Linked DNA regions of Homo sapiens: region 2 is linked to region 1. Evidence: chromatin loops called from intact Hi-C (ENCODE). Cell type or tissue: CD4-positive, alpha-beta T cell. All regions are shown on one strand.

The links. A loop is a pair of places that touch in the nucleus more often than their neighbours do. Peaks named below come from ENCODE experiments on the same cell type or tissue, not always from the same donor. Only the 100,000 strongest peaks of a DNase experiment are listed, where the experiment ranks them.
Region 2: it touches region 1 in a loop (3.0-fold over the local background); 7 of 110 quality-filtered maps call a loop at or near these places.

The regions. Positions count from the first base shown.
Region 1 is chr10:133,141,035-133,146,034 of GRCh38, reverse strand. It overlaps the pseudogene RPL5P28. Among named protein-coding and RNA genes, the nearest start is that of KNDC1, 17 kb to the left of the region's middle. In CD4-positive, alpha-beta T cell, a CTCF peak has its summit at 1,995 (motif pointing left); a DNase peak (open chromatin) is centred at 1,944; H3K27me3 peaks cover 848 bases.
Region 2 is chr10:133,227,751-133,232,750 of GRCh38, reverse strand. It overlaps UTF1 (undifferentiated embryonic cell transcription factor 1), which reads right to left and starts at 2,534. Exons shown (of 2, transcript NM_003577.3): 1 at 1,913-2,534; 2 at 1,193-1,784. The coding sequence starts at 2,462. The coding sequence ends at 1,309. RefSeq lists enhancers at 153-952, 1,753-2,552. In CD4-positive, alpha-beta T cell, no CTCF peak of the experiment used is centred here; a DNase peak (open chromatin) is centred at 2,140; H3K27me3 peaks cover 2,033 bases.

The DNA.
Region 1 (5,000 bases):
ACCTCCTGGGTTCAAGCAATTCTGCTGCCTCAGCCTCCAGAGTAGCTGGGATTACAGTTACTTGCCACCATGCCCGGCTAGGTTTTGTATTTTTAGTAGATACGGGGTTTCACCATGTTGGCCAGGCTGGTCTCGAACTCCTGACCTCAGGTGATCCACCCGTCTCGGCCTCCCAAAGTGCTGGGATTACAGGCGTGAGCCACCGTGCACGGCCTGAAATTCCTGTATTGTGTTTACTCAGCTATGCTGGGATTACAGGAGTGAGCCACCGCACCTGACCTGAAATTCTTGTATTGTGGTGACTCGTCTCTGCTGGGATTACAGGAGTGAGCCACCGCGCCCGGCCTAAAATTCTTGTATTGTGGTGACTCAGCTCTGTCAGATCCATGAGGTTGTTTTTCACGCCAGCTATTTCGTCCTTCAGCTCCTGTATCATTTTATTGTGATTCTTATTTTCCTTGAGTTGGGTTTTGCTGTCCTCCTGAATCTCAACGACCTTTGCTCCTAGCTGTATTCTGAATTCTATTTCTGTCACTCCAGGCAGTTCATCAGCCTGGTTAAGAACTCTTCTTGGAGAGCTGGTGTGGCTGTTTGGAGGACACACAGCACTCTGGCCAGTTGAGTTACTGGACTTCTTGCATTGGTTCTTACAAGCAGGTTTTTAAAAGCAAAAAAGGGGACAAGGGGCCGGTCTCTGTTGAGCCGCAGACGCAGGACTCTGTTCCGCAGGATGGGGTTTGTTAAAGTTGTGCAGGATAAGGCCGACTTTAAGAGATACCAAGTGAAATTTAGAAGATGATGAGAGGGTAAAACTGATTGCTATGCTCGGAAACGCTTGGCGATTCAGTATAAAAACAAATACAACACACCCAAATACAGGATGATAGTTGGTGTAACAAACAGAGATATCATTTGTCAGATCGCTTATGCCCAGATAGAGGGGGTATGATAGTCTGCACAGCGTATGCACATGACCTGCCAAAATACAGTGTGAAGGTCGGCCTGATAAATTATGCCACAGCGTATTGTCCTGGCTGCTGCTGGCCTGCAGGTTTCTCAATAGGTCTGGCCTGGACAAGATCTAAGAAGGCGAAGTGGAGGTGACTGGTGATGAATAGAATGTGGAAAGCATTGCTGGTCGGCCAGGTGCCTTCACCTGCTATATGGATGCAGGCCTTGCCAGAACTACCACTGGCAATAAAGCTTTTGGCGCCCTGAATGGAGCTGTGGATGGAGGCTGGTCTATCCCTCACAGTACCAAACAATTTCCTGGTTATGATTCTGAAAACAAGGAATTTAATGCAGAAGTACACGGAAGGGCATCATGGGCCAGAATGTTGCAGATTACATGTGCTACTTAATGCAAGAAGATGAAGATGCTTACAAGAAACAGTTCTCTCAATACATAAAGAACAGCGTAACTCCAGACATGGTGGGGTGTAGGGACCAGCCCCACAGGGTCGGTGGGTTTTTCTCCCCGTGTGCGGAGACGAGAGATTGTAGAAATAAAGACACGAGACAAAGAGATAAAAGAAAAGACAGCGGGCCCGGGGGACCACTACCACCAAGACGCAGAGACCGGTAGTGGCCCCAAATGCCTGGCTGCGCTGTTATTTATTGGATACAAAGCAAAAGGGGCAGGGTAAAGAGTGTGAGTCATCTCCAGTGATTGATAAGGTCATGTGAGTCACGTGTCCACCAGACATGGGGCCCTTCCCTGTTAGGTAGCCGAGGCGGGGAGTGAGAGGACAGCTTATGTCATTATTTCTTCTATGTTCTTTTCAGAAAGATCAAAGACTTTAATACTTTCACTAATTTTGCTACTGCTATCTAGAGGGCGGAGCCAGGTGTACGGGATGGAACATGAGAGCGGACCAGGAGCGTGACCGCTGCACTGACGCTTCCGCTAGACCACAGTCTGCTCGGCGACGGGTGTCTTCCCAGATGCTGGCATCACCGCTAGACCAAGGAGCCCTCTGGTGGCCCTGTCCGGGCATGACAGAAGGCTCACGCACTTGCCTTGTAGTCACTTGTCACTCACCATGTCCCTTCAGCTCCTATCTCTGTATGGCCTGGTTTTTCCTACGTTATGATTGTAGAGCGAGGATTATTATAATATTGGAATAAAGAGTAATTGCTACAAACTGATGATGAATGATATTCATATATAATCATATCTATGATCTAGATCTAGCATAACTCTTGTTGTTTTATATATTTTGTTACACTGGATCAGCTCGTGCCCTCCGTCTCTTGCCTCGGCACCTGGCTGGCTTGCCGCCCACAGTGGGGGAGAGAGATAAGAAAGCTCATGCTGCTCTACAAGAGAATCCAGGCTATGAGAAGAAGCCCAAGAAAGAAGTTCGAAAGAAGAGGCAAAACCGTCCCAAAATGGCCTTTGCTCAGAAGAAAGTTCGGGTAGCTCAAAGAAGGCAAGCTTCCTTGGAGCTCAGGAGCTGCTGAGAGCTCAACCGAACAATTACCTATGAGGATTTTTCAGATCAAGACAATAAACCTACAGACAGAAAAAAAAAAAAAAGACGAGGTGTGACCCACACCAGCTGTTTGTCAGGAGTCCCCACTGTCTACAGGGCGGCCGTTGACTGGTGATTAGCTCAGCTGTTTGTCAGGAGTCCCCTCTGTCTACAGGGTGGCTGTTGACTGGTGATTAGCTCAGCTGTTTGTCAGGAGTCTCCTCTGTCTACAGGGCCGCCATTGACTCACCAGTCAACGGCTGTTGAACTCTGGGGTCTGAGTGACGGCCTGGCGTGGGGCATGTCAGGCTCATTTATTGCTACTTGGTGTCGGTCGGTCTCTAAGGCAGGGAGGGCGGCCGCTCTTATTCCAGGGCCTCTCTGGGCTGATAACTTAAAGGGACCCACATTCCTCAGATAAAAGCTGCTTTCTCATCTGCATCTTTTATAATATCCTTTAGAATAAACGGGTAAATGTACATAAGCACTTCCCTGAGTTCTGCGAGCCGTCCTGGCAAATTAATCGAACCCAAGGAGGGGATCATGGGAACCCCACTTTGCAGCCAGTCAGAAAGGAGCATCCGGGTGGGCCAGACCTGTGATCGGGACCTGCAGTGCGGGTGGCTTGTGGGACAGCTTCCCCTCGTGGGGCCGGACACCATCGCCGGGTAGATGGTGTAGAGGCTGAACGGAATTATAGGACACTCAGCTGGTGTCCCTGGAGACACACATGTCCGGCCACAGAAGTGTTCTGTGGTGTCGAGTGAGTGCAGAGAAGAAAACAGCTTGTTGTTCCTCTTGCTCTCTTCATGGAAGAAGATTCCATAAAGGGCCTTACCAGGTGACCGGGGAGGTGGCCGTCAGGCTGTGAGGCGAAGGGTGACGTGAAGGTGGGGGCGTGTCTGAAGGGCAGGGCCAGGCGAGACCTTCCTGGCCCTTAGACTAAGCCATTATAAACAACTTTGTCTTTAAAACAAAATTCCAGAATAAACTCAAACTGAATCCGAATGAGATGCGTCTTGTTCATCGGCCATGCCGTTTGCAAACGCGTAAACAGCAAAACTGATCTTATACTGTAGTTTTCTGTAAATAAAATTCAAAAAGCCCATCACCTTTCCTGGATGAATGGTCATTTCTTGGAAAATAACGGAACGCTCCTTTTCATTCAATTAAATAGGATATGTTTCTCAGAAAAAGATGAAAAGACCTGAGAAGCAGGTACGTACTTAATGCACTCACGTTTTCTCTTCTGTCTGTTGGCTGGCGCGCCGATCACAGGGAAGGGGCCGTGCTCAGCACCCGGACACTCCGGCCCCGCCCCCAGGGCAGCAGCAGAAACCAGGGACTGCTCGGTGTGTGCCTCCTCGGGTGCAGGTCCCGGCCTGCACGGGGTGTCTGTGGAGGCAGGACTTTCCGGGAGCAGGGTGCGCGGTCCAGGGCAGAACAGGGCCACGGGGCTCCGGGATGCTGCGTAGTGCCGTGGGCCCTCGGGGCGATGGTGGCCGCTCAGTGAGGCTGAGGCCTGGGGGGTGTCGGGCCCCCGGATCCCAGCACCGGTGAGGGTGTCCCAGCCTCTAGGACGTCCTCCAGTCCCACATTTCCTCTGTGCCTCAATGGCTTCTCCAAAAACCAGCTCAGAGCAGGAGGCCTCCTCCTGGCTGATGCCCAGATGCCATCTGCAGAGCAGGGTCAGGGTCCCGGAGCCCACTGATGCCCTGACGTGCTTATGAGAACTGGAGGGGACCCTTCATGGGGCCCAATGCTCACAGGTCCCAGCTCCACCCCTACCCAGTGTGGGGATTTGAGCCCCGTCCTCATCTGAACACTGCAGAGGGGCCGAAACACACGTGAGAGAACCCGGGAGGCCCCAGCCCAGACCCAGCCCAGGTCACCGGGCCCCCTGTACATTCCCTTAGAGCCCGGCTGGGATGCTCCCAGGGCTCAGCCCCTGCGGGTGGCTCCTGGGCCTGGGAAGGGGACGGTACAGGACTGTGCGTGTCCTTGTTGCTCGCCGACCACAGGTGCCGTCTCCCGACCTAATTCCCCCTGGGTCCTGGGCCTCACTGGGTGCTCTTGGCCACGGGCCCTTCCCTGGCAGCCTTGCTTTTGTACTCACAGTGGAGGCTGCTTGCCTCGCCCCTGCCACACCTCCCACAGGGGCTGCCGTCCTTCCCTGATGCTGTGGCCTGACGGGGCAGGAGGCTGGGGTCCCTGGTGCTCTCCAGGAGCTCCAGCTGTGGACACTGTGATATTTCACCCCTCCTTCCAGGAGGGCCGCAGGCTGAGGCCGAGACACGCGGTTTCCCTTGAGGCATTCCAAGCTGTGGCCTGGCCTCCGCTGGCTCCCAGAGGCCCCCGGGGGAGGCACAAATGCCGCTGATGTCAGAGGGCAGCGTCACGGATCTGGCCCCAGAAGTTTCTGTGTGGGGCCTGCCTGCCCTTCTCCCCTGTGACCTGGGGAGGCCCCAGCCTTGCAGGGGAGGGTCACTGCCCCTGCACGGCGCTAAGGCGGGAGGCATGTGGAAG
Region 2 (5,000 bases), 87 kb before region 1:
GCTGGTCTCGAACTCCTGAGCGAGCTCAGGCAATCCACCCACCTCAGCCTCCCAAAGTGTTAGGATTACAGGCGTGAGCCACAGCGTCCGGCGCCTCAGTTTCTTAAATGAGGTGAGGCTTGGAGTCAGTTCTTGCAGGCGTGGTCTCACAGGCCTCCCCCTCAGACCTGGGCAAGCCGTTCATTTCCCCAGGAGCAGCCTTTAGCACTAGCGGGAACTATTCTTCTGGATACCCAGAAAAGCATGTGCAGGAGGGGCTGCAACCATACCACCCACAGGGAACCCCTCAGGACTGCTGGGTGCTGGGCCAGCGGGGACCCCCCCAGCCCCATTTAGCTGCATGGCCCTGGGCAAACCACTTGTCTTTCTGGATGGGCCCACTAATTTGCAGGCATTGTTATGCTAGCGGAACTCCTCCAGGCTACATTTGTATCTCCGGCTCCAGCCAATCCCTCTTCTGACTCAGGGGTCCAGGGTGGGGCCCTCTATTGCTACTTGGAAAATGCTTCCTGGGCAGGTTTGCTTCGGTTTTCTCAAAATTGCAAGGACCCTGCCCTCAGCCTCTGCCCAAGGATCACACCCCAGACGCTCAGCGCCTCCCTAGGCCCACCCAGACCAGAGCCACCTCCCTGGAGACAAAACCAGCATCCTCCCTGGAGCTCTGTGGCTTCTCTTCCCCTTTTGTTTCCCAGGACCTGGGAGAGTTCAGCCGGGTGGTCCAAGGCTGCCCGAGGCCATGGGAGGACCTTCGGAACCCCCCATGCTACTCCTGGGTCAAAGGGGGTTCTCTGCTGGGCAGTGTGGAGGCGACCACTCTAACCCCTACCCCTGCATTGAGTGAAGAGGTGGGGTCAGCCTCAGGTTCTCTCCGGACCCCCAGCGGAGCCCACCCGTTCACTTCGTTTTACTCAGTGGGGCTCCCCGGGAGGGGCAGGGAGAGTCTGGTGTGGCCTTGAGAACCGAGTGTGTGACCAGGACCCGGCAGCAGGCACCACGCCCACCACCCTCGAGCCTGGCCTCCTCGGCCTACATTTGGGTGCGCCCCACGGAGCTCTGTCTACACCTTAGGAGCGAGTGGGAGCCCCTCTCTGTGATGAGAGCGTCGCAACCCTGCCCTGACCTTTGCAGCCCCAGCACTGCAGGGCGCCACTCCCTCCCCGTCTCCAGACCCGCACTCCTACACAGCCCGGACTCTAGGAAAACAATCCTTTTATTGAACATACCCAAGAACGGGGGTGGGAAGGCAGCAGGAGGGGTCAGGGCGGAGGGGCCTCGGCCTGGAGAGGGGAGACTGGCCGCAGCCGGGACTCACTGGCACGGGTCCCTGAGGACCCCTCGCTCGGCGGCCGCGCTGCCCAGAATGAAGCCCACGGCCAGGGACACTGTCTGGTCGAAGGCGCCGCGCAGCTGCTCCACGTGCTGGTTCAAGGTCAGCAGCTGGTCGCGCAGCGGGCCCAGGATGTTCGCGATGTCGCCCAGGTGCCCCAGGGTCTGCAGCAGGGCGGTGTTCAGCGACGGGGGCGCGGCCGGAGGGGGCGCGCAGTCCTCGGGGCGGCCGGGCGGCGAGTCGGGGTCTTCGCGGGCCGGGGGTGGCGGCGGGGACCCGGGGCCGCGGACGGGCGCGCGGTCCTCGGGGATGCAGGTGGCGAGGGCGGTCGGGGCGGGAGCTGGCGGGGAGCCGGGGGCGGGGGAGGCGTCCGCAGACTTCGGTGGGGACGGGCTGAAGCGGAGCGTCCAGGTGGGGTCCGCGTCGCGGTCGCGGGCGGTGGGCAGCGGGGTGGCGTCTGGGAACGCGGAGCAGGCGGTCGGGCGGATTTTCGCGGGGCGCGCCCGCCCCTCCCCCGCAGCCCTCGGCAGCCCCCGGTTCCTCCGCAGTCCTCGGCCCCACCTGGCCCCCCAGTCCCCCGCCTACCTGGTTCGCTGGGAGCCGGCGCGTGCGCGTTGGGGACCGGGCGGCGGGCGCGCTGGGGGCGCCCGGACCCCGGGGAGCGGCGGCGAGGCCGTTTGCGCCCGTTGTCGCCCAGCAGCCCCATGAGCTTCCGGATCTGCTCGTCGAAGGGCCCGGGCGGCTGGCCGTGCGCCTCGCGAAACTTGTCTTTAAGGAACTTGTAGCGGCGGCGGCACTGCGCGGGGGTGCGGCGCACCTGCTGCTGGGCCAGCGCGGCCGACACGCGGCGGTAGGTGGGCAGGGCCTGGCGGCGGTCCAGGAGCAGCGCGCGCCACACGGCCGGTTGCAGCAGCGTCCCCAGCAGCAGCTCCGTCTCCCGGGCGCTCCAGGGCGTGCGCTGCGCCGAGCCCGGGGACACCGGCAACCCGAGTTCCCCCAGCGCGCTGGGCGAGGCGGGCCTCCGGGGCGGGGTCCCCGGGGCGTCTCCGGGTGTCCGCGGCTCGGGGTCGGGGCTGGCGGGCGAGGGCGGCGCGGGGGGCGCGAGCGGGGGCGGCCTGCGGGGCCGGAGCAGCATCCCGGGGCTGGGGCGCGGCGCGCGAGGATGGGGAGAGGGCCAGACGCCGCCCGGGCCGCCCACACGCGTTCTGAGCATCCCGCGCCGCCGTCCCTCCGTCCCAGCCGGGTCTACGCGACCCTCCCACCATCCCCGCCCCGCCCCGCGCGCCCCGCCCCGCCCGCCGGGTCCTAAGGGGTCGGTCCTGGCGCTGCGGCCGGGAAGACGCAGAGCAAAGACTGGCTTCGGTTGGAAACGGAGGGTCCTCAGGAGTTCTGTTCTTAGACCCGTTCAACGGAGGTGCCGCGATGCCTAAGCCCCGGCGGCTCCGCTCGTTTTTAGCCTGTGCCGAGCCTACCCCCGCCCCCGTCGAGGTGTGTGCGGAGCCCCTCCCGCTCCGGAAGGCGCTGGCGCCCCCTTGTCCGGCCCCCAGTGCTGCCCCCGCCCCCGCCGCCCCCGCCCGGGCTCAGCACCTGCACGCGAGGGGTCCGGAGGACCGACCCGGGTCCCAGGGGGAGTCGCCAGGCCAGGGGATGGGTCCGAGGAGAAGCCACGCCAGCCGCGGGAATGGGTGTCGGAATTCACGCGCTCGCAGAAGTAGCTTTTAAAATCTGAACTTCTTCCATCTGCAGCGCGTCTGCAGCCAGCATCCCTGGGAGGAGGAAATTCTCTTCCTATTAAATGCTCTTCCTCCTTGCCGCACGGCGCCGAGTCCTTCTGTCTCCTGGGTCTCCTCTGGGCCGTGGCAGCTTCTCGCGTCCTCGACACGGTTGAGGACGGGCCAGGTGTTTTGTTGAATGTTCCTCGACTTGGGTTTGCCTGGTGTCTTCCTGTGATCCGACTAGGGTGGTGGGTTTTAGGAAGGAAGGCGCAGGGGTGGAGTCTCGCCCCTCCTGTCTTGTGGCTCAGCACCGGTGAGGTCTGCTCCGTGCTGGGGTGCGGACTGTCTGCCACTCTTGCAGTCTTCAGGTATCGCCTTTCCATCCCTGCTCTGGTCACTGGAATCCGGCCCCTCAGCCCATCCCCAACTCATGGGGAGAGTAATTAGGCCCCACCTCCTGGAGGGGTGTCTGTATTTTCTGGGATTCTTCTGTAAGGTTTGTCTCTCTGCCTGTTGATTTATTTACTCAGTCATTTATTTCTACAGTGTGGGCTCGTGTATATTTATTTTATCCTTTAGGTCATAACCCGATGCTGTTATTATTTATTTGTTTTAAAAGTTCTGTTTGTTTTTATTATTTTTTACAAATGGGGTCTCTTTCTGTCACTCAGGCTGGAGTGCAGTGGCCTGATCACAGCTCACTGTAGCCTTGAACTCTTGGGCCCAAGTGATCCTCCAGCCTCAGCTTCCTTGGTAGCTGGGACTACATGTGTGCACCACCACACGCACCTAGTTTTTTTTTTTTTTTTTTACTTTTTGTAGGGACAGGGTCTTGCTATGTTGCCTAGGCTCGTCTTGAACTCCTGGGCTCAAGTGATCCTCCTGCCTGGGCCTCCCAATGTGCTGAGATTACAGGAGTGAGCCCCTGTGCCGGGCTTTTATTTGTATTTTTGCGCATATCGTTCCTGCTTTGGCCATTGAAAGTCTTCTCACCTCCTCCTCTCTTCCTTGTCCTTTTGAAACCCCCTCCCAGCTCCCTGGCAATACAGGATGCTCCTGCCTCATCTGGTCCTTTGCCGACCCTGGTCCTAGAATCAGCTTTTCAGACACTTCTCAAGAAATCTGTGGTTCCTGGCCAGGCACTCATACACGGGGCTCACACCTGTATTCCTAGCACTTTGGGAGGCTGAGGTGGGCAGATCTCCTGAGGCCAGGAGTTTGAGACTGACCTGGGCAATATAGTGAGACCCCCATCTCTGCAAAAAAATAAAAAATAGCCGAGTGTAGTAGCAGGTGCCTGTAGTTCCAGCTACTTGGGAGGCTGAGGCGGGAGGATGTCCTTTTGCTCAGGAGGTTAAGCCTGCAGTGTACCGTGATGACCTGACTGCACTCCTGCCTGGGTGACAGGGCAAGACTCTGTCTTAAAAAGAAAAGGGGGGCGTGCAGGCGTGGTGGCTGTAATCCCAGCACTTTGGGAGGCTGAGGCAGGCGGATCACCTGAGGTCAGGAGTCTGAGACCAGCCTGGCCAACATGGTGAAACCCCATCTCTACTAAAAATACAAAAATTAGCGAGGCGTTGGATGTGCACCTGTAATCCCAGCTTCTAGGGAGGCTGAGGCAGGAGAATTGCTTGAACCTGGGAGGTGGATCTAAAAAAAAAAAAAAGGCTGGGCGCGTGGCTCAAGCCTGTTGACACCCAGCACTTTGGGGGGCCGAGGCGGGCGGATCACGAGGTCAGGAGATTGAGACCATCCTGGCTAACACAGTGAAACCCGTCTCTACTAAAAATACAAAAAATTAGCTGGGTGTCGTGGCATGTGTCTGTAGTCCCAGCTACTCAGGAGGCTGAGGCAGGAGAATCGCTTGAACCCAAGAGGTGGAGGTTGCAGTGAGCCAAGATCGCACCACTGCATTCCAGCCTAGGTGACGGAGTGAGACTCTGTCTCAAAAAAAAAAA